3 separate regions of the Mus musculus genome follow, and all the other regions are linked to region 3. The links are chromatin loops, found by intact Hi-C in ENCODE. Cell type or tissue: left cerebral cortex. All regions are shown on one strand.

Region 1 (8,000 bases), 460 kb before region 3:
CACTACCAAGGACGGAGGCTGGAATGTGGGCACATGGTGGGGCGTTTCACAATCTCACCCTACCCCTGTTACTCTGCGGTTGCACAGCAAGCCCGTTGCTCGGGTGAAGGAACAGTGGGTACTATAGGTATCTTAGCCTACTTCAGGTCTCCCCTGAGCCAGGAGCCCGGCGCCAATGTATGTAGGCAAGAAAATAGGTGCTGGTGAGATAGGGAAAGGTTCTGACCTACTGTGTGCTGAAACAGAGCATAAACTGGATGTGAGGCCTGGTCCTGGACCCAACCTGCTTTCCTGCTGGCTTCCCGTCAGACCCTGGCCCTCTCCACTCAACAATTCCACTGTGAAATAAAGACGGTGGGTCCAGGATTCTTATCCTATAGCAGGAAGAGTTTAGGATGGCAGCTGTCACCTCAGCTCACATGCCAGCTCTAGCCATGATTACTGTGGGCTTCACCTCTCTGGTACCCTGCTCCCTGAGATTCCTTCTCTTAGTCAGAAGTGAGAATGGAGGATGGCAGTGCCCATCTTGGGGTTGCCAGTTATGTCCAGGTAGCCGGCCATGCACACTGGTCTCCTTCATCCTTGACACCCACATTCCTTTCTCAGGAGGGCATCCGGGGTGTCCCTGAGAAGCAGAAGCTGGGCTGGCTCAGGCCGGGCTGGGACAGCTTACTCAGCTAGGGCCCACATACCCTGTCATCTTTGGCGGTCTCCGTTTCTGATATTCCCGCTCATCCACAGTCCACACGGCCCCCTTGACGTTCTCCACACGGACGAAACACTTGTGCAGGCTGAGGTTGTGGCGCACGGCATTCTGGGGATGCAGTGAATGGGTTCACCTCCATTCCAGTGAACGTACGTAGAAAATCTTCCCATGGTCCCACATCTCATATCCCAGGGAACAATAACCTCAGTCCCGGCACAGGGACACTGAGAGGGAAAGTCCTCAATGTCTGTCTCATCTCAGAAAGGGTTGTCTCGGATAGGGTGTGCTGGTACATGCCTTCAATCCGAGGACTTGGGAGGCAGAGGCCAACCTGGTCTATACAGGGGGGTTCAGGCCAGCCTGGACTACATAGAGGCCCGGTCTCAAGAAAATGTTGTTGCCAATGAAATTAAATAATTCCTTTCTACATCTTCACTGGCCAAACACACTGGCAGAAATCACTCCTGACTTCTGATTTTAAGATTGCACAGGGACCCTGGTGGCTTAGAAAGGCTGAGACACTGTACCTCAGGCACACACTGAGCACTGCAGATAACTTTGGCAACTAGCTTACGGTCCTCACTACCTTTACTGAACCCCTAGGAGTCTGGGGGTGGGGGTGGGGGCTGAGGCTGTGAGCTCCAGACAGATAGCTTTCTGGGAGCACAGGTATCCAGTGGAGCCTAATAGATACACCTGGAAACCTACTGCTGACTTGAAAAGACGGCCCAAATGCACAGCGGCAAGACAACAAGACAAGAGAGAGAGTAAGACATCTTGTCACTACCTCGTCCTGGAAAGAGAACTTCAGAAATTGAGGTCACCTGGTTGGTAGGACACATGGGCGGGGATTGCAGGGCCCAATTCCCTCTGGAAGCCTGGGTGAGGGCACTGATCCACCCATCTCCTGTCCCCAGGTCCCTTGGTCCCACCTCCCTATCTCTGCTCTCAGTTTTTCTGTCTCTCACCAGCAGCCCCAGCCCTGTCCCCATTACATGTCCCCCACCAGTCTCCTCCAACCCGCCTATCCCGGCTCTTCTTTACATTTCTAAACGGGGAAGAAAGCGGGCAGGGCAGGCAGCGGGTGCCCCTGGAGATCTGCTCTCCCTCTCTCCCATCCAACTCTTGCCTCTTGCAACTGGCCCGATTTCATTACCAATTTTAATTTGCCTCTAATTAAATCCTGTGTATTTTTCCGACTCGCTTGCTAACCCACGAGGGAGGCGGGCGGCTGGAGTGGAATCTCACGGAGCGATAATTACAAAGGGCCTAATCACGCCGGGGCTCCTGCCTCGGAATAAATTTGCCCGCATTACGGGGCTCCGATCCTCCGCTTTGCAAATGAGAATGACCCCAATTTCCGAGGGTGGCCTCGCCGGGGCTTTTTTTCCCTCGTTTCGAAGCCTGATTCGTGACGAGAGACTAATTCGTTACGCTGAAACATTAACGGCAATTTAAGGGGTCTGGCGGGGGCTGCGTAAACAAAAGGATGGGCCCACAACACAGGCCCTAGGAGGGGATGGACACAGGAAGGCTGCTGAGGACCATCCACTTGGCAGATGGTAGCTCTGTCCCTAAGAAATGGCAGCTGGCTTGGCACACGCCCACCCCCAAGCCTGGATACCCTAGGTCTAAAGCAGCCGGCATGGTCTATGGATGGGGACCAGAAGGGGTGGGGGTGGGGATCAAGAAACCCAAGTGATGTAGAGAAAGATGACCCGGAGAAGGTGCAAAATAGATGGGAAGAAACCACAGGCTACTCTTTCCCCAGTAGCATGAATGAAGTTGGCTGGCTGAAAAGAACTCTCAAAGTCAGTGTGGATCTCAAGCCAGTACAGTCTGACCGGACAGGGCAGTGTGGCACCCCCCAGGGTGCCACGTAGCAACAAGCCACACTATATCAGGACCAGATTAGGGTTGTGTGTGAGGGATGAAACAGATCAAGGTGAGGCTCTCGGCATGGCCACTGAGAAGCTATGAAAGCTGCCTGAACCAGCTCTACGCTATATTCAACTCTAGGTGATGGGATTGTATCATCTGTAAAGTCTGCCATCTGACCTGGCCTAGACGTTGGAGGCTGGACCAGGTGGCTCCTAAAACACAACGCTAGCTCAAAAAGAGGGCAGGGCTGTGGTTGCCAGGAAGTGACATCACTCATAGCCAATCAGAGTGGCTGCCCCTGCTGCATAGTCTAAGCTTTGGGAGGTTGGCACAGGAAAGGGAAGATGCCATGATAGGCCCTTCTAGTAGTCCTTTGCACATTACTAAGGTAGAAAAGGCTGGACAGCTGCAGATCCCACCCAGTGCTTGGCGGTGCCCTGGCCCGGAGGGCCTCCTCCGTTCCACTGTGGAGAAACCCGTCACACTGCAGGAGGTCTGTTTGGCTGCAGTTTTCTCACAGGCCAGCAGGAGGACCCGAGAGCCAGGGATACAATTAGAGTTCTGAGAGAGTGAGAGAGAGACGCCCTCTCATGTATCTTGACTTCCTGAAAGGGCCAATACTCCACCCCCCACTTCCTCCTCCTCGTCCAACTCCGCCTTAATTTAGATACCACCTTCTCATCTTGCTTCATAGTGCAAGACACACATGGTGCGCATGCACACCCTATATCGACCATAGAACAGTGTCCCAGCCTACATCTCTGGCCCATTTTCCTAGGTCCTTGCATTCCTCTGGTCTCCAAGGAAAATGCTTATAGCTGAAAGTGTTAAGTGACTAATTGAATAGAGACAATTACCTCCCTGCCACTGGTGAGCTGGGTGCTGTATGTATCCATTTGTGTCCCTGGGAGTGGTCTATAGACTTCAGTCTACCCATGTATTGGGGCCAGTATACACCTTTGAACCTCCTCCTAGACTGGATTAGTTATGAAATCTGGAGCCATGGATTTACCCCAGGACCTGCCACTGAGCTGACCGTCAACCCTCCAGAGGCCCTGTCTCAGGGAGTTGGAATTCTTTGTACCATACTAAAGAGAAATAATTTCTTCCCGTTAAAGAGACAGTGCGAGGCTGGCCAAGGTCATTAAAAGGAAGACACTGTGCATGCCTAGCGCACACACAGGGCTGGATTCCACACCTAGCAACTGTCTAACAGGGTGTGGTGATGTTCACTTGAAATCCTGGCACTCAGGGAGGTGGAGGCAGGGCGATCATTAAACCCAGGGTTTTAAGACCATCTGCGACAATACGCAAGTCCCCGATGTACAAAATAGCAAGTTAGGAACACTGGAGTTGCTGCTGAGGGGACCGGGGTGAGGGCTATTGGTGGACCTGGTGGGCTATTTCTGCAGAACTGTTGAGGGGACAAAGTAGTAGGTAGCCTTGGTCTCAGTAGACTGTGGCGGTTTAGAGAAGAAAGTCAGGATGAGGGAGATAGGGCAGGTCTTACCTTCCAGGTGGCCGTGTTTCTTCGGAAGTAGGCGAACATCCTGGTGAACCAGTTATAAATCTCATTTAGCGTCAGCTGCCGATCTGGAGTTTCCAGAATGGCCTGCAGGCAAGGAAAGGGCAAAGAGACCCTCAGACTAGATCTGGGGGCCTCACGGCCCTGTGTTCCACCCTTTTATGTAGCCCCTGACTCATCCTTGAGGACAGGAGACCCAGAGGCGGGTTGGGATTCCCCGCTAGGCTAATGAGCTAAGAGAGCTGAGGGTATTGGGAGCCGGGCCTCCAGAGACTGCGCATGTGCAAAAAAGACATGGGAGCCCTTCACGGTTGGGGGTGAGAAAGGGCTTCATGCGCCCTAGCCTGAGGTAGCACTATTGTTGAGGCGGTTGGGGATTTTCTTTATTTGGGCAAAGTGCGCCCTGAGAGAACGCACGTCTGTAGGAAGTACCACAGAATAGCCACGTGTGTAAGGGCATGTGCTTGTGTTTATGAATAGCAAGTGCGAGCTAGTGTACGTATGCAGAAGTGAGCGTCACCCTGTGCATATGGACAATAAAGATGAATGGGAATGGACCCAGTGAGCTCAGGCAGGATATGCTACAGCCCGCAGGAGGCAGACCGGAGGAGAGGGGCTCAGGAGTGAGGGACCTTATGGTCGGGCATCAGGAGGCCTGGCTCCAGTAAACTTGCCTTCTCCATCCTTCCGGCCTTCCATGCTTACCTGGCGGATAAGGGAAGCGTAGGTGAAGGGGGGCCTGACGTCAGCGTTCTTGTAGAACTCATGATTCTGGGCAAGCTCTGGGGGAGACAGGCAGAAGGTGAGGCAGCCAGATCGGGAACCCCCATCAGTTGGGGTTGGGGGGTACCCCTCCTACAGCAGCCTCACCTGAGGAGATGGGGGAGCAGAATTTGTCATTACTTCTCCTGCGGGCAGGGCCCCCACTGTGCAAAGAGGCAGAGCCCAGGCCAGGGGGACGCAGGGGTGTGACGGGGGCAGCGGCTGAAGTTGGGGGGTGCACGAGGCCATCCGGGAACGGGTCTGCGGAGACGGTCACCTTGGAGAATGAGGAGGAGCCAGGGACTGGGTTCAGCTGTGAGCAATGGGGTAGGTGCTGAGAAAAGCACCCCAAGAGGTTGTTCCCTGAAGGTCAGGGCTGTGCTGAGGAGGGGTCGGGGGATGCTGGGAAGTGGGGGCAGGGCACTCACTGGCTGGCTGAAGGGCTTGGGCTCTGAAGGCCGCATGTGCAGATGTGCCATCATGGCCTGCAGCCGCTCACTCTCCTTGGCCAGCTGTGAAAAGGCACAGTGAGGGGGGGATGGGTTCTTATTCCCCTACAGGTTACCTGTCACTGTCACTGTCACTGGAGACCTGGAGGCCCTCAGAAAGTCTCAACACACACACACACACACACACACACACACACACACACACACCACCCTTTCCTCACCTCTCTCACACACACCCCTCCCCCAACTCTGTCACACATACACACACCTCCCACTCCCCACCTCTCTCTCTCACACACACATACACACTTGTGCATATGCACGCACATACCTCCCTGCCTTTCTCCACTCTCTTTCACACAGACACCCCCTCCCCCCTCCCGTCACATACACATAAACACATGCACACACACACACACACACACACACACGCTCACAAACACACACCCTGCCCCTCACCCCTCCTTCACTCTCTCTCACACACACACACATCACACACACACACACACACACACACACACACACACACACACACCAGCACCCCCCCCCCCAACCAAGGCACCTGTTCCCTCTGAGCCTCACTTCTGAAAACTTGCTAAAGGCCTTGGCCATTCTTTGCCCTTCTGGACTCCCACCTCCTCAGGACCAGGAACTGACGCTCTCTCCCTTTCTCTACAGCAGTCTTGGGCTCACACCACCTTACACATGGCAATCTTCTTCCAACCAGCCATGCGCCCCTTCTCCCCACGGGAGGCTGAACAACACCCCAGTGCCTGCCTGGCTCACTACTGAAGAGGTGAGTGGGGACGGCAAATGATTCACTTCCCCCATTCATAAACCTCAAAGCATCTCTTACAACTGCCCTCTCTCCACCCTGTGAGCAGCCAGAGATGGTTAAGCAGGGACGGCTGATTCGGTGGCTCTCTTAAGGACTCGATGTGATGCCGGAGTAAGGGTTCTAATCCCAGTCCCTCCATTCCCTGAGTGGCTCCCTAGGCCTGTGTTATATGGAGATGATGGTATCCGGCAGGCAGGGCAGGCAGACCACTCTGAGGATGTCCTGAAGCACGCTGCACAGCAGGCCTGCACATTAGCCATTCACATGAGTCTTGTTTTTACTTAGCATATAAAAACAGCTCCCTGCATACAGGGCCTCAGCCTTGGCTACTCAGCCTCAGCTGTCCTCACCTCACACGATGGTGAATAAGCCCTAGAGAGCACAAGATGGACTCTGACCATAGGACCCTCCCGGGACCCTCCCTCACACCCTCGGGTCACACCTGGATCTCCAGCTGTTGGACCACCTGCATCTGCACGCGGCATTGGGCCGTGCTCCGGTCATCCAAAGCGTGTTCTGTGTTGAGGTGTCTTAGGGAGGAGGAGGCAGGGAAGAAAGAGAGTGAGCTCTGGTTTCTCTACTTTACCCCTAGAACCCATCCTCCAAGCCCCGAGTCTGTCAGCCAGCCCTTAGCCAGACAAGCAGACAGAAGAAGAGATACAAAGAAGAGATGGGTGGAACAAAGGGGGGGGGGTGCGGCAGTTGAGGAAGCTTTCTCCTCAGCCTCCTTTTGATGTCTTAGCTAAAACCGGGCTACAGAGAGATCTAATTGCAAATGAACTAATTAAGTAAACCTCTGACGAAGCGTGAAAACAATTTGTTTGACCCTGATGCTGCAAGGGTCCGGGAGACAGCGGAGTTAATCAGTCAGTGACAGAGCTTGGCACCGTGGTGGCAGCTGGCCGCCTGCTGCCAGCCGCCTTGTCTGCCTCCCACCCTGCCTGTCCTCGGCTGGCCGTCCTAGGCGTCCTAGGCCATCACTCTCCGGGATGTGGAGAGATAGGCTTCCTCCTCTGACACCCCTGCTCTGGAGTGGGAGAGAGTTGTGGGGAGAAGCTGCCAGCGGGGATCTGGAGGGGAGGGGCAGGGAAAGCAGAGAGGAAGGAAGAGCTAGGCCACCCCACTGTTTGGCTTAGCTTGGCTCAGCTCTGCTAGGACATTAGGACCCCAGGTGATAAGAGCAGGCTGGACAGAGGGTTCCTGCAGGGAGAGGACTGGATGCCACCTACTTGATAAACTGGCCCAGGTCTTCACACAGGGTCTCACAGCCTGGCCACTTGCACTCCCCATGTCCATAAAGAGGGTGGGAACTGGGGGTCTCCTCATGGGAGGAGCTGGAAGGAGAGGGAAAAGGTAGTGGTCAGAGCTGCGGAGGCCCTCTGCTCGGCAAGCCCTGGGCCCAGCTTTTGTCTCTACTACTGGTCCAGCATTCTGTTCGCCCTGGGAGAAGAGGCCAACCCCTGGGTTCCCTCCCTCCCTTCTGCCCCTCCCTTCCTCTAGGTCCCCACTACAGTGCCACCCTCGAGGTTCCAAGTACTACCCAGAGCAGAGCCTTGTCACGTGCTACCCCCAGGGCCATCCATACCTGTCTCTCCGAGATGTGAGCACAGTGGGTTGTCCGTTGGGTAAGGGGTGGTGGGAGAGGGGCGGGGAGACCTTGGGAGGGCTGGCAAACGAGGTAGCAGTAACAGCTGTGCTGGCGAGGTCCAGCCCCTCCTGCCTGCCGCTGTCCTCAGCGGGCTGCCCCGGGGCACCCTCGCCTTTCCACAGCTGGGGCAGGTCTGTCGGGCACACGGCTGCTGCGGGAGACAGAGGCTGGCTGGCTGGGAGCACAACGGG
Region 2 (8,000 bases), 71 kb after region 3:
CATGGCTCTGGTGGATAAGTATGTCAGTCACTTTTAAAAATGCTGGCCCTTTGTGTCCTTCTGAGAACTGCAGAGCCCATCTCATGCCTGGCAGTTCTAGTCCTCTAGTATCTGCAGTTCTGGCAAGATGGCTCAGTTGGTAAAGTACCTGCCTCAGGAGAGGACCTGAGCTTGACCCTAGAATGCCCATAACACTGGGTGTGCTGGCCTGTTTATAAAGCCAGAGCTGGGGAGGCAGAGACGGCACAACTTCTGGGTCTCCAGTTCAGCCTAATTGGTGAGCCCTCAAACAACGAGAGACCTTGTCTCAAAGGAGGGCAGTTACCCAGAGGATGAGTGGTTTCCTTCAACAGACAAACACACTAATGGTATGCAGGCAAAAACTTTGATTCTGTAGCTACTTACTTTGCTAAATCCTAACTTCACAAAACCCCTCTGTTAATTCTTTTTTTTAAAAGATTTATTATTATACATAAATCCACTGTAGCTGACTTCAGACACACCAGAAGAGGGTGTCAGATCTCATTATGGGTGGTTGTGAGCCACCATGTGGTTGCTGGGATTTGAACTCAGGACCTTTGGAAGAGCAGTCAGTGCCCCTACCTGCTGAGCCATCTCACCAGCCCCCCTCTGTTAATGCTTAAGAATGCGGCCCTACTCAGAAAGTTCATATCCTTTTCTGCCACACCACCCTGGAAAAGCCCCATCTTGTCTTATCTCACAAGCCAAGCAAGGTGGGAATTGATTGGTCAGTCCTCAGTACTTGGATGGGAGTGTTCTTTTCTAGGTGTCTTAAGTGTCTCTCCCTGCCCCCCAGTAGTAACTTACTCTTATAGTGATAAAAAATAAAATGAGTTTGTGGAGAGATAAGCCAGCATTTAATTTGGCAGATGGTAATTATAGAGTCTTAAGTAATAGGTACATGGGTATCCATCATAACATTTTTTTCAACTTCACTGTCTGGAAATTGCTACATTACAATGTAGGGGGAAATATTCAATAAAAATAATCAGGCTCATTCATTACCTGTAACCAAAATAGATCACTATGCCTTTATTGTGGGTTCCAATGGACTGACTACTCAACACACAGATTTCTGGCTCTGACTTGAACTTACAAAGACTTGCAAAGGGAAGACAATATGAATGGCAACATAACTAAATTTAATCACTACCTCATTAGCAATGTATTCGAACTTGATTGCTACTTTACTGGCATGTGTTCATTGTATAATAATGGTTTTTATCTGTATGTTTTAACAATATACATAACCTGTCTGAACTACTGACCCCATTTTACAAATGATCCCTTCTTGTCTTTAGATTATGCATATTTGGTATTTGGCTTTCTGAATATACCTTTGTTACCTTACTATATAGCTTCAGTATCATCCATTTCCCTACAAACACCATAATGCATACTACACTGAGTATACATACATTTTCTTTACCAGTTTACTCACTGATTGGCGCCTACAGATTCCCTAACTTGGTGATGAAGGCACAGCAATGAAGTGCAGTGTCTTTAGTACATGTTGACTCTAGCTTCTTCAAGTGTACTCCCAAGACAGTATAGCGGGATCATATAGTGGGGGGGGGGGGCTGGGGGGGTATGTCTACAGTGTGATGGCTTTTCTTGGTGTCAACTTGATACATTTGGTATTAGCGAAAACCCAAGCAGCTGGGCACACCTGTGAGGAATTGTTCTAAGTTCAATCATTTGATGTGGGTAGGTCTACCTGTAATCTGGCTACACCTGGTGACAGTCCATATAAAGGAACTGGAAGAAGAAAGTGTTTGCCCTTCGCCTACTTGCCCTTGCTGGCAAGTTCATTCCTTCACTGGCTGTACAGCCTAGTACTTCTAGATTCTGTCATATACTGAAGACCAGCTGAACACACACACACACGTCAGTCTCTGTCCTGTTCCTAGAGAACCCTAATACACCAATGTGCATACACTCCACGGTGGCAGAGCTGACTTATATCCCAACCGATGGTATTTAAGAGCTATTCCTATCCTCACTCACCGGCACTCTTTATTTTCTTGATGACAACTATTCTGACTGGTGTGAGAAGGAAATTACAGTATAGTTTTCATCTGCATTTTCCTGATGGCTCAGTATGTTATTTTTAAATACAACTATAGGCCATGTGTATTATTTTGAGAACTGTCTAATCAATTTGAGTATTTATAGCTTAGGTTATTTTGTTTGTAATTTCTGAGCTCTTTCTATATTCTGACTATTAATCCCATCAGCTGAAAAGCTGGCTAAGTTTGCAGATTTTACACCAGCCTGTTGGAGCCAGTTGCCTGAGCTGGTTCTTGAGACCTCAGGTCCAATATGGTAAATCAGCCAAACTAAGTGGCTCCACTAGGGCACCAATGTTTTCCTTACTGGGGGTGAGGGGGCTTGAGGGTGCTAACAGGTGGTCCAGGCTGACCTCAAACTCAGAGATCCACCTGACTCTGCCTTCTGATTGCTGGGATTAAAAGCCTGTACTACTACAGTCCATCCAATGTTTCTGAATTTTACCTTGTTGTCTAACAATGTACCTGTCTCCAGACTAATAAAGTAGGGCTACAATATAAGCAAGCATGGCCCCATGATAAGAAACTCTGACATCAGAAGCCTAGACAGAAAGCAAACTGGAGTTCCTTGAGCCTGAGGGAAGGAGGTGGGAGAGACTGAATAGATGAGCTAGCTCTACGACCATTTTGGGGATGACCAAAGTTCTCACCCTTTTTTTCAAGTGGGACTGTACAGGTGTGGAGAGCTTTAAAAACTCACCAAAATACAGATATACAAGGATTAGATTTTAAAGTTTTTTTTTTTAAGATATTAACAACCTCTGTATTTTACCGCTTCCACTAGCCCCAAGACGCTTTCCTATAAAACTTTCTTCTTGGCTAAATGTCCTAAGTCTGCATCGTCTCAGATTAAATGCAGAATGGAGCCTGAAGTGGGCAAGAGGGCTGGAATAGCTGTAAGGAACATTTGGAGTTGACTCAGTTATCTTGCTGATACAAATGCTCCACTCTTAGGCCATTGAAACCTACTGGGCTTTGGAGGCAGCTTCAAACCCAGCAGCCATTCTGCATTGATAAGGGAGTGGTGGCGCTTGGAGCACAACCCTCAGGTTGCCCATGGTGCCGACTTCTTGGCTCCAGTGCGGCCATATGCTCCTTCCTCCATCAACTCAGCCAGCAGAACTGTGACACAACCTGACACACTTCCTTTCCTTACGCTTTCTGTGCCCAAGTTTATGACAGAATTGAGCCAGCTGGATTTAGTCTGTCTAGCTCTTCTACAGACTTGTGAATGTGTTTTTGAAAGTGAGAATATGAATGAATAGGAATGAGAATGGGTTTATTCTGGCCTCTGAGACATTCTCTTCCATAGCATTTCCTGCCCATTTACATGGCACAGAAGTAGCTGGCCAGCACTTAGAATCTTCAAAAGCTGAAATGCCCAGAAATGCTCCTACAATAAGCATCTGATCACCGCAGTCCATCTGACCTGGCATCACACACACACACCCAGCTAGGGCCTTTGAAGGCTCCAGTGTGCTCCTTGTCTCCACTAAGGAGATAGCATGAACTAAATAACAAAACAAGTTAACTTCAAAGAGGCTTTTAAGTCTAAAAAGGAACAAAAATGTGTATTAGACTCCTAAAGGGAAATACAGTAAATGGAGTTTGGGGGACAGAGGCTTTTCCACTGGGGACAAACCAAGGAAAGCACTGGGAAAGGGTGTCATGTGAGTTAGGTTTAAGTCTGAGATCTCACCCAGATGAAGGTAGTATAGGGTGAAGTATTTCAAACAAAGGGAGATGCCTGGGCTGTGATTAGATTAGAGAAATCGAGAGTCTGCACTACTTTTTCTTAAAGTGCAGATGCAGAGGAACCAGTGGAGGCTCCACAGGTCTGAGTCACAGTGACTGAGGAGAACTGCCTTTTGTCCACAAAAACATTTGGCAGTTTTGAGGTGGACATATGCATCCATTTTTTTTTTTTAAATACCAATCAAAGTTAGAACACCCAGTCCAAATACAAGACTATGGGGTAGAATCCTCAGGTCAGCAACCTTCACCCCCAAGGTTAGGGGAGAAATCCACTCTAGATTAACTTTTAACCTCCAGTCAAAACCGTTTTCAAAAAATTCCTTTGTAAGACCTGCAAAGGTTTTTACCAACTGGACTTTCCCGCCTAAACTCAGTACTCCCGGCCTTTCTGCGTCCAACCGCACTATCTGTTCCAGTTACTCTTTTCAGTCTTTCCTCTCTGAGGACATCACCCTCCATCACCAATCAAAAGCGTGGCGCTGAAAATAGGCTTCCTCATGTAAAGTGCACTTCTGGGTACTGGATCAGATCCCTATGAAACACTAACACCAGTCAATCTCCACCGAGCAGACATAGCTCCTAGCCCTACTCGCTTGCAGCACTTGGGTGACGTCCGCCAAAGACTAATAGCTAGCAGTCCTTGGAAGACTTCCTGTCCCCCGAAGGGGGAAAGAAAATCTAAGCACGTGTAAGTTTTAAAACATCAGTTGAGAAAACGTTCGCGCGGGATTTCAAGGTGTATTAGAAAAAAGAGACACGAGTGGGCCGAGCTATTGAGTGGAGAGATTAAAGGAAAACAAAACCAGAGAGCATCCAAGGGAGAAAAGATCAAGGGAGGAGACAGGGATAATAGGAACTGCGAGATGTGTGCCCCCAATCATTAAGGATGCACAAGGGTTATCAGTTCTGCAACAGCGGCGTTTCAAACACCGAGACACTGAGCAAAAAGAGGAAGAGTGCTTGGTTGGGCTCCAGCACGGAGGTGTGCCGGCACCGCGGGCTGAGCGGGGAGGAAATGACGAGCCAGAAAGGGGTGGTAACGGCGCCGGCCCGGGAGCCCCGGTGGCGGGCCGAGAGGAGGGGCGCGGCAGGCGCGCCAACGGCCCCGGGGTGGGTCTTGGGAGGCCGCGCCGCGCGTCTCAGTCTGGCCTCGCTCCGGATCTGTAGCCCCAACTGTGCAGAGCTCAGGACACACGGGCCTCGTCGGGGCCCGGAATGTGGGGACACACAAGGACAGGCCGTAGGATGAGGCTGGAACGACGTGGGGAAACCGCCACGGTCCGTGGCTGGGCGGTCAGCCACCTGACCTCTCGGGACCGAGGATCGGGGACCGGTGGCGCATCCGCCACCGGCCCCCGGAGACGATCCAGATCCCGAAAAGCCTGGCTCCAGGACGCCGTCCCAACGCTGGACGGCCCCTGCAGGCCTCCACCAACTCCGAGCCGGGGCTACTGGCTACCCAGCTCGGGCAGCCTCGGCTCGACTCCCGGGCTCGACGGACGCCTGGGCCTCTCCTGAGTGGTCAGCGAGACCCGCCAATCGGGGCGCTGGGGCCGGCTCTGGGCCGCTGGATATTGGCTCCTCATACTCACCGTGCCTCGCTCCCCCGGTTCGCTGCCCGCGCTGATTGGCTCCAGTACCGGACCCCGAAACCCAATCAGAGGCTCCAGCCGCCGCTGCCGCCGCCACTGCCGCTGCCTCGCAAAATGGCGAATCTGAACAAAGGGGAATCGGGCCTCCCTCCAACCGCCTTCGCGCAAGCGCCTTCGAGACCACGCCCCATAACCCCGGCCAGCCTGGCCCCGCCCCCTAGGAAGAGCACCGCGCAGGCGTTCCAGAGGCCACACCCACTTCCTGGATTTGACACCGCCTCCCGCCAAAGGCCTACGCAGGCGCCTTTCACACGCTCCGTACGCTGCTGCTTAAACACCTCCCTGAATTATATACCACGCAGGCGCTGACACGCCCCCCTGCCCACCTATTTCTAAGCGTCCACTGGGACCCACCCTCTGGGGCCGAATGCGCAAGCGCTCTTCTTCTCCAGTCGGGGTCGGCATCTCGGTACGCATGCCTGAGCGGTAGCGGGAGCCTACGGAATTTCCCGCCGGAAATTCTGAAGCCCTTACTACCGAGAGCGGGCGCCGCTACCCAGCTAGAGAGGCTCACTTCCGCCCCGTTAAGGGATGGGGGCGGCCATCTTGAGTGTGCGTACAATCAAAAGGCTTTGGCGGGATTTGTTGCGTGTCGGGACTCTTCTGTTGCTTTCCTACCTACGAGGGTTTCATCCCGAACCCTTCCCTGCTTGGAGGAGGGCCTGCTGACGGCCGATTCCTTTGCAGGTGAAGGATGACCCCCCAGTACCCACTTTTCTGCGGGATCCCAGGGTTGCCCTCCTTAGGGTAGGAGGAGAGACGGGGAAGTCTTATCAGACCTTCCTTCCTGTACCTCCAAGACTGGTGGTGATCTTCCCCTGAGAAGCAGTTCTCGGCTCACCCTGCCGCTCAGTGTAACTGTGGCCAGGTCTTTCCCGTTCTAAGCTATATTCTCTGGGAAAATTCTGGACTGTCCTAAACCTTCCCTGCTAGAAGTAAGGAGGTGTGTCTTAGGACCGCCTTTGCTTCGGCTCCTGGAAAGCTGTTTTGTGTTGCCTCTTAGAGGCTGAGTGAGCTCACATCCAGAAAGAATACCTTAAGGAGGTGGGGAAGACTAAATGGGTTGTCAGGGTGATCTGAACACGCTATGTTCGGGCTGCCTGAGCGGTATTTTTTTACTTGCTTTTCCTTTTCATTAGCAGAAGGAACTCTTAAATTCTGGAAATAGCGACTCAGTAGCATGGCCACCCGCCTTAATGAAGATCCAGAAGGAAGTCGAGTGCGTAACAGCTATTAAATTTATCGGTGAAGTGAAAATCAGAATAATTGAGGTCAAAAGCATAAACACTTTTTAATTAAACCAATAATTGGATTCTCGCCCCTCCCTGTTTGTTTCTCTCTAGCTGATTTACTTAGAAAAGGCTAATACAACCCTAGGCAGATAATAACCATCCATCACTTTCCTTTTACAGATACTTTAAAATATCGTGGTTAACTCCTAAGTTGGGAAGAGTTGTCTTTAATTCAGAGTGTCAGAGAAGCAGGGTTGAAGCAGTGGGGGTGGGGCTCTGTTGAAGATCTGAAAGGAGAAATAGTTTTCTGTTTTTAACCTTTTTTTTTTTCCTTTGCACGTTTTAGATCACTTACGTGAAAGGAGATCTTTTCGCATGTCCCAAAACAGACTCTCTAGCCCATTGTATCAGTGAGGATTGTCGAATGGGTGCTGGAATAGCTGTTCTCTTCAAGAAGAGATTCGGAGGGGTGCAGGAACTGTTAAGTCAACGTGAGTTTCCAGAGCATCGTAGCCTGGTTCATGCTGGCTGAAGCCTGATTTGGTCTTCCGCTATACTCTGTGTACATGTACAGTCAAAGAGATTTCTAGTGACTGCTTTTAACTGTTAAGGGTTTTGTTGTTGTTATTGCTGCTGCTGTAGTTTTTTTAAACTTCCTCAAGATTGGCCTCTGCTGTAGATCTTTACCACACTAAATCAGAGCTGTTGTCAAAGTTTCCAGTCTCTTCGCCCTTTTTGTGTATGAATTTGCAGTGTGCAGATACATACATGTAAGGAGTCCAGATGTTGGCAACATCTGTCTTTGTTGGCTCTCCACCTTTCTCTTTTCTTTTTCTTTTCTTTTTTTTTTTTTTCTTTTCTTTTTTTTTTTTAGCGAGGACACGTCTTAATAACGTAGAGCTTGTTAGCCCCAGGCATCCTCCTATGTGCTTTTCCAGTTTGGGCTGTCCAGTGTGTACCTGACACGTAGGTTTCCTGTGGGTGCTGGGGATCACACAGGTTGTCATGTTTGTCCAGCATGCACTTCACTGATTTAACTCATCTCCCCAAACCCTCAAAGCTTTTCTTCCAAAATATTTCACCTTTCCCACACTTTGGTTAACTGAAGGGCTTATCAAATTCCATATGCTCTGGAGGTCAAGATCCTGTACGAAATATTATTCCGTTCTTTCTTTGAAGCAGAGTCTCGTTGTGTAGCCTAGGCTGGCCTGGCTCTTGCTTTGTTAACTTTAGCTTGTCTTGACCTCTAAGCCGTCCTCCTGGCTCAGTCT
Region 3 (8,000 bases):
GGAATGTGAGCCATTCCATCTGATGTGATTGTTCCCTGTTGTCTTTGGCTGGGACAGTGAGCCTGATGCTTCGGATGAAAACCTCTTTGCCCTACCCCCTTTCTGGGCTTTGCCTAATGAGTCAGCCTTCCTGGGCCCTGATGATGGCGTTCTAACTTCAGCAGGAAGTAGTTAAGAGAATGCATTGCCCCTTATCCTCAACGGAGGCTAGAATGTCAGATCTAAAGGCAACTTCTTCGCAAGGGGAACAAAATGACTATATGTATTGGCATACCGGGCTCTCTCATTGTTAAAAAAAAAAAAAAAAAAAAAAAAAAAAGGTACCTGTTGAAACCAAATAGAGCAAGGTCTATCAACAGCTAGATTCATTAGCTAAAATAGTTCTACAATATGTTAAGGTACTTGGCCTACTCTATACAAAGAGCAAAGAAGAGGACTTTAAGAAAAATGTATTCTTTCTATGCTAACCTCTTGCGCGCTTCCGACTCACCAGCAAGAACTACGCTGCAACAGGATCCTGCTGCACACGTTTATTGGGAGAGCTTGATTGCAGAGGCAAAGAGACCCCGAGCCCAGAACTGGTGCTGCTTATATAGGCATAGGAGAGGCGTGTCTCACATCCAGATTGGTTATGCACTAAGCCTCATTTGCATGTTCCTCATCTGATTGGTTATTCTCTCTCAGTACCTCACCGAACATCATTAACATACCTCATTTGCGTGTCTCACATCTGATTGGTTATACTCTCAAAACCTCATTATCATGCCTGGGTCAGGCAGTGTCTTGGCAAAAAACTTTACTGCATATGTACACATTGGTTGTTTGCCCAAACTTATGCGTGGTGTCCAGCAGTAGCCTGCGCCACCCTGCAACGACACATGTGGCTTCCCACACTAACCAATCAGACCAAATTAGAGACCCTAGCTATGATACAAATTTTGTCTCTTGCCAAATAGAAAATGCTAGTATAGAGAGTTGGCCTGGTGCTGCTAACATACTCAAATGCTAAACACCAGTCCCCAAGATCTGGGTGCCATCTCAATGAGCAAATTCTCTCGTACACCAAATAATGTTGTATAAACTTTGCTCGCCAATCTTCTCTGAGTGGTTAAATAAAAATGGCCACAGCCGATTACTAGGGAGAATGAAGGTAGGTGGTGATTTCCTTAACAGGCTGGAGGCTGCAGGCAAGGACCATGAGAGAGAAGAGGGAGGAGAAAAAGGAAGAGAGGAGGAGGCTGCTGTAAATGGAGATGAGCCATGAGAAGAGCATCCTGAGGACCAGCTGATGGAGCAGGAAGGCAGCCCAGGGAGACTCAAACAGCAAGTAACTTGGGGAGCGCAGCTGGGAATTAACCAGTCAAGTGTATAAAAATAGATTAGGGATAAGCACCTAGTCATTGTGTTAAGCTGATTAAATACATTGATAGTACTCACTCTCAATTATTGGGGGTCTGGCTGTGTCATGTTAAGAATAGAGCTAATTAATAACCATTTTCAACAAAAGCTAAGACACTTGCTGTCTGCTGGCATTATTAGCCATACAACAGACATAAATGGCCGTTCCCTATTAAGAATTTGAAAGGGACACATAAGACCCAAGAGGATGATGGGCCATTCTGACTCCACTTTAAGATTAAAAGCCATCTTATTATAAAGTCACTCCTATTTTCTGTAAAACCTGGATTTAACCAGGTCTTAACCCATCTTCTGGAATTTGACATGTTCCGCACCCTGTACCCTGACCTCCATCCTGATAAGATGTTCTACCAAATAATTTTTAGATGTTCAGCCAAGTTTCTACTAAAATTCCTCTGGAAATCTTCCCAACCCTTAGACCTCTTCTAGTCTTGCAGGTTTTGGGGGGCTATAGAAGCCCTACTTTTTCATATGTTCAATACTATTTCCACAAACCCCACTTTAGGGAGATGGCCCTGACAGAAAATCAAGCTTGCTGAATTTGACCAAAGACTCTGGGTAATCTTGTTTGGTGGGATTAACAACTCACATTCGTTTTTAAACACAGTTACTGCAATAGTTGGTGCAAGAGTCCATGTGGGGGTTATACTTGGAGTGGGAGGGGGCTCTGAGGAGAAGACCTGATCTGTCACCACCCAATGGAGGACAGAGGTGAAGCCACAGGGAGGTGCAGAGGCTCGGGGCTGTTATGAAGCAAGAGGCAGAGGAGTGATGTCCGTTTCTTTGGGACATGGATGCTGAGGAGAAGGACTTGAGAAACACAGCAGTGGTGTTCTGGTTAGCGGTCCATTACAGTGATAAACACCATGACCAAGAGTCCTTTGGGGAAGAAGGGATTTATTTGGCTTTCACGTCCTCATCAAGAGCCATTAACGATGGAAGTCAGGGAAGGAACCTGAAGGCAGGAACTGAAACAGAAACTATGGAGGAATCCTGGTTACCACCCACTCTGCTCCCCAACGGATAGAAGGAGACCACCTACCCAGGTACCACCCTCAATGAGCTGTGGCCTCCCCATATCAATCATGAATCGGGAAAATGCCCCACTGTGTTGCCGACAGGCCAATCCTATGGTAACATTATCCCAATTAATTTTCCTCTTCCCAGATGGTCTTAGAGCTTCTGTCAAGTTAACAAACCGCTAACCAGCACAGGGATGTAACCTCTGATGAGAAGTCTGGTGGCCAGTCTTGGAAAGACACTAAATCTTGAAGGAGCTGGGAAAGATTCTGCCCCCAAAGAGAGATCAGTGTGAGGGTGGTTTGGTGACCCTAAGCAAGTAGCCTGAGAAGTTCTGGTCCTTTGGTTGAGTTAATGAGAGGAGAGAATTTGAAAGAGGCAGAAGCTCCCACAGACATGGGAGTCACATTGTTGTTGAGCTGTAGGTGAGCTAGCTGTGGTAACACACCACCCGGACACGAGCTTGCTTCTCATCCCAGCTCCAGTGTCAGTTACCAAGGAGGCTCTGCTCCACACAGACATCCAGGCACCCACGTTCTTTCCCACAAGGGTGTCTGTCACCTTGAGAAACTAGAGCATCTGGGGGGACCGTCTCCATCCAGGTGAAGAAAGGGAGAGGACATGGGGGATTGAATCAGAGGTCTGTGGGCCAGGTCTGCAGCCAGTAAACTTCATTTCTTGTAAAACACAGTATATAGCCAGCTCTGGTTGCACAAGAATTTAAAAGATGTAGGCTACCCGGGCGGTAGTGACACACGCCTTTAATCCCAGCACTTGGGAGGCAGAGGCAGGCGGATTTCTGAGTTCGAGGCCAGCTTGGTCTACAGAGTGAGTTCCAGGACAGTCAAGGCTACACAGAGAAACCCTGTCTCGAAAAACCAAAAAAAAAAAAAAAAAAAAAAAAAAAAAAAGATGTAGGCTAGCCTTTTTTCTTCTTCTTCTTCTTCTTTTTTTAGGACATTAAACAAGCTGAGTGTGGGGGACCACGCCTGTAATCCCAGCACTCTGGAGGCAGAAGCAAGAGGGTCTCTGTGAGTTCTAGGACAGCCTGGGCTACACGGAAAGACTGTGTTAAACAAACACAAAAGAAACCCAAAGAGAGGTTTTATCCTAAGTATTGACAGCACTCATGTGTGCTGGGGGTGTTGGCTTCTTCGTAAGTGTTCTCATAACTTGAGTTATAATTTCTACACACGGGTCTTCAAATTTTAATTTTTCTTAGTTGCTGCTTTAAAATCTCCCCTTAAAAAGACTTAAATTGAATCTTTAATTGAGTCTCAATTTCCAGCAACCAATTTAAGAATGATTCTTGCTTGCTTTTCAAATTCAGAAGCAAATGATAATTTTAGGGTAGATGTTCCATAACTTTAAAAATAGCTTTAGGAACATTTGGGGGTTAACAGAGGTCAGTCTGGCCTTGGCTCTGGCTTTATCTCTTGCCACTAAGAGGGCTGTGACCCAGCATAGACAGGACAACGTAGGGAAACAGCGCCACCGTGCGGAGAGTCTACTGAGGCTGGCCGTGAAACCTGGTTCTGGTCTTTATGTTCAGTAAAGCAGAGATTCTCTAATAACCCTTTTCTGTGAAGGCATTAATGCCTCCATCAGGACAGAAAGAGCCTTTAGGCGGCAGAGCATCCTTGTCTTCCAGCTCTGCCACCTCCAAGGACCCCTACATGTTCATCCATTGAGAAGCTCTCTGAACTCTGTCTCATCACAGAAGCTTCACCATCACCAGGACACAATGACATCATTGGCCATGGTTGACTACTTATCTTCAGCCCCTATCCTTCCCTGAAATTTGAAAGTAGACCTGAAATTCTCAGCCCTCTTAGCCTGGTTCTCCCCCGGCAACTAGCCCCCATCTTGACGCTAGCTCAGAGCCCACCAAGGGGCTCCTACCACTTAGGAAATGTAGGTGTTCCTGTCAGCTGTTCCCCATTCAGACAACTACAGCTATCTCAGGAGATCAAAGTCAGGAATCCAGAGTGAAAAACCCCAAATGGAACAAAGTACTCACATCTACAAGGACATTAGGGATTCTGTCTCAAGAACCTGATCTAGAGACCAAATACGAATTTTTATTACATCATAGCGTCACAAAAACACTCACAAAAGAGAGGCAGAGAGGGGGAGAATATGCAGGAGAAAGATTAAGAAGCAGGGGAGGGAGAGGAGGGGGAGAGAGAGAAGGGAGAGAGGGGGAGAATATGCAGGGCAAGAGTAAAAAGCAGAGGAAAGGGAGGACGGGAAGGGAGAATGAGGAAGAAGGCGGGCAGGAGGCAAAGAAACACATGAACTGAGTACCAACTTTGCATAGTCGTTTGTCTGCTTCCTCGGGTGTAATATGCCCTAAGAATAAAGCAGCGCTTAAAGTGATAACAGCGTCAGAGAGCACAGTGTTGGCAGGGGCATTGCTGCCACTATCCTGTGACTTTTGTACCACCTATGTGACACAAAGCAAATGAGTTGTTATTTGAGCCTCTAACACTACTGTTTGGAGGTAAGGTTCTCTGGGTGGGAGAAAGACAAAGACACATGATGAAGGTGGTAACTCCATCTGAATTTCCATAGAACTCCATAGAATTTTTTTCTATGAATTACTTTATTATTATGGGGGGGTCACAGTTGACATAATCTGGACATAGAGAGAGATCAGGTGACAGCTTTGTGGCATTGGTTCTTTCTATCTACCTTTATGGGGGTTCTAAGGATTAAACTCAAGTTCTCAGGCTTGGGCATCAAGAGCCTTCACCCCTGCTGAATCATCTCAAGGGTCCTCATCTTAGTTTTCTATTGAAAGTGTCTAACAAACAATTAGTCAATGTAATCCTGTAATCCCAGTAGTAGGGATGTGGAAGGCAGAAGGATCAGGAGATCACAGTTATCCTAAGATATAATTCAAGTTTAAGGTTAGCCTGGTCTATATAAGGTGCCATCTTGAAAAAATAAAGGATTGAAGAGTTCTTGCCTCTACCCACTAAAAAAAGCCCAGAATTAGTGACTAGCCCAGTAGCAACGAGGCCCCATAGTATCCAGATTGTGGTCATCATAGTTTCATTTCTGTCGCTGTGATAAAAGGTACTAACAAAAGCAGCTTTAGGAGGGAAAACAACAACAACAACAACAACAAACCATTTATTCAGCCTACAATTCCAGGTTACAGTCTGCTGTCACAGAGAAGCGAAGGTAGGAACCTGAAGCAGCTAGTCACATTCAGGGTCAAAGGCACAGAGAGAATAAATAAATGCATGCTTCTTGTGTTCAGCCACCTCTCTTCACTCATCTAGTCCAGGATCCCCTACCTAGGGAATGGTGCCACCCATGGTGGGCTGGGTCTTCCTACATCAGTTAACACAGTGAAGATCATAACTCATACACTCTTCTACTGGCATGCCCACAACCGACCTGATCTAGACAACCCCTGACTGAGACTGTCTTCTCAGGTGATCCTTGGCTGTACTAAATTAATGATTGTTGCAGGATATTTGATCACACTGAGAACTCTGAGATTGTGTTAACTGAAAACAAACAAACAAACAAACCTGTTTTTAATTGTAGCATGGCTCAGCCTTTAATCACACCTTTAATCCCTCTGGCTAGAATACAGACATGTCTTTAGTATACACTTTTAATCCCAAACAGTAAAGGTAAAATTAGTTTGTAGTTGGAAGCACCCATGTTGCAAGTGATGTCTAATTGAGTGGCAGAGAAAGTGAAAAGTCAGAGAAAGATTCAACAGAATAGAATCTGCCCAATTCTCCCAAGAAGAGAGAGGAACGGGAAGCTACTTGAGGGGCAATGTAGAGAGAGAGCAAAGGCAGTTTTATTGGGAGAGTTTTATAAAGACAGGTTGCAGAGAGAACAAGCTTGACACAGATGAAGACAGAACGAGACAGAGAATGAGAAGGAGCCAGAAGGTTAGGACATATTGCTAGAGTTAGTTCAAGGCCAAGCAGAGCAAAAAGCCAGAGGCCAAGAGAGAAGTCAGAGTGAATCAGTCAACTTGGAGTGGAGTTTGAACCAGAACGGCTAGCTGAGTTGAGCAGCCAGCCAGAGTTCAGAAAGAGCTAGAAAGGATGCACTTATTTAGCAGTAAGTCTCAGAGGCTGAAAACCTTCTAGGCCTAGATAAGATTGTATAGAGATTTGAAGCTTCCAGGACTAGGCCTAGGTTAGCAGACAGAGGTAGTAAGCCTCCAAGAAGACAATCACACCAGAAGAATAAAATATACTTTTACAGATGATCACATACACTGCAGTGTTCTTGAAATACATTTTAAAAAAATTTTTGGGTCAGGTTCTCCCTACATATCCCAGGCTGTCCTTCAAAGCAATCTTCTTGCCTTGACTTTACAACTGTTGGGATCACAGGCCTCTGCAATGACAAATGATAATGCTAACTGTCAACTTGACCGACTCTAGGATTGCCTGAGAGATGAGCCTTGGAACCTGGCTGACGGAGAATATCCTAATTACATTTACAGGACCATCCCGAAAACAGGCAAAGGGAGTTGAGCACCAGAAAACATGGATTGTCTTTCTCTGCTCCTTGACTATGGTTGTGATGATGTAATGCTCAAGCCTCGGATGTCATGGCTTCCCACCATGATGCACTGTAAGCTGGGATGGCAAGCCAAATGCATCATCTCATTTTAAAGCCACTTTCGTCTGAGTATTTTATCACAGCCATGGGAGAAGAAACAAAGACACAGGCCTGGCATTAAAATACTCATTTTCACTAAAAATAGCAACAGCGTTGCCTGAAATGGACTGAGCCAAGTCTAAATAAGAAGTGAAGAAGCCAGGCCTGAGACATCTTGTCATGCCATGTGGCTAGGAAGATGGTGGGCTTAAATCAACTGGAAGGACTCAGTAACTAGCCAGGGGTCAAAGACTGAGTGATTCCCATGGCAACAAAAACAACAACTACAGTGCCTGGAGAGGTGGTGCCTTTGATCCCAGCACTTGAGAGACAGGCAGGCAGATCTGTTTGAGTTTGCTGTCAGCAAATTTATGCATCTTAAAGTTAAGCTGTTTCAAATGTAAATGTATCAAATGTATCAATCTATTTAATGTATCAAGTCTATTTAAGTACATCGAATCTTAAATGCATCAAATCTATTTACCTCGTTTCTTTATACCTAAAACATTACTGGTAACCAGAGTTGCCAATAAAACAGTACACTTGTGTAAAAACCAAACACAACCAATCAACAACAAAACAGTTTATAAATGAGAGAATGAAGCACTCCTGCTTTTTATTTTGAGATGGCTGCTCTGTGCCTCATCCTCCCCAGTGGTGAGATCACGGGTGTGCAGTGGTGGGGTCAGAGGTGTGCAGTGCACCATGTGTCCCCAATGGTGGGATCACAGGTGTGCAGCACAGACTGCTCTTCACCTTTTTTTTGTCACTTAAAAATTACTTATTATTAAAATTACTTAACTATTAATACACACATTGATGTGTATGTGTGTGATGTGTGGGCATACATGTGATGTCAGAGGGCAACTCTGTGTCTCCTTGCTCCCTTGGGTGGGCCCCAAGGAATGAACTTGGGT

What was found. A loop is a pair of places that touch in the nucleus more often than their neighbours do. Peaks named below come from ENCODE experiments on the same cell type or tissue, not always from the same donor. Only the 100,000 strongest peaks of a DNase experiment are listed, where the experiment ranks them.
Region 1: it touches region 3 in a loop (5-fold over the local background); 4 of 42 quality-filtered maps call a loop at or near these places.
Region 2: a loop joins it to region 3, with 4 times the contacts of the local background. A loop is called at or near these places in 5 of 42 quality-filtered maps.

Annotation. Positions count from the first base shown.
Region 1 is chr17:47,870,538-47,878,537 of GRCm38, forward strand. Foxp4 (forkhead box P4) reads right to left here. Exons shown (of 17, transcript NM_001110825.1): 7 at 7,747-7,960; 8 at 7,391-7,495; 9 at 6,604-6,691; 10 at 5,303-5,386; 11 at 4,983-5,151; 12 at 4,818-4,894; 13 at 4,098-4,199; 14 at 693-814. Among named protein-coding and RNA genes, the nearest start is that of Gm25201, 34 kb to the left of the region's middle. In left cerebral cortex, a CTCF peak has its summit at 3,102; DNase peaks (open chromatin) are centred at 1,980, 3,130, 4,178, 4,427 and 6 more places; H3K4me3 peaks cover 2,400 bases; H3K27ac peaks cover 2,361 bases.
Region 2 is chr17:48,404,189-48,412,188 of GRCm38, forward strand. Nfya (nuclear transcription factor-Y alpha) reads right to left here and starts at 5,632. Exons shown (of 10, transcript NM_001110832.1): 1 at 5,438-5,632. It overlaps Oard1 (O-acyl-ADP-ribose deacylase 1), which reads left to right and starts at 5,812. Exons shown (of 6, transcript NM_001289490.1): 1 at 5,812-6,184; 2 at 6,640-6,716; 3 at 7,076-7,220. The coding sequence starts at 6,678. In left cerebral cortex, no CTCF peak of the experiment used is centred here; DNase peaks (open chromatin) are centred at 3,249, 3,913, 4,398, 4,842 and 2 more places; H3K4me3 peaks cover 3,059 bases; H3K27ac peaks cover 3,422 bases.
Region 3 is chr17:48,333,134-48,341,133 of GRCm38, forward strand. No RefSeq gene overlaps it. Among named protein-coding and RNA genes, the nearest start is that of Trem2, 9.3 kb to the right of the region's middle. In left cerebral cortex, a CTCF peak has its summit at 3,934; DNase peaks (open chromatin) are centred at 1,239 and 3,932; H3K27ac peaks cover 209 bases.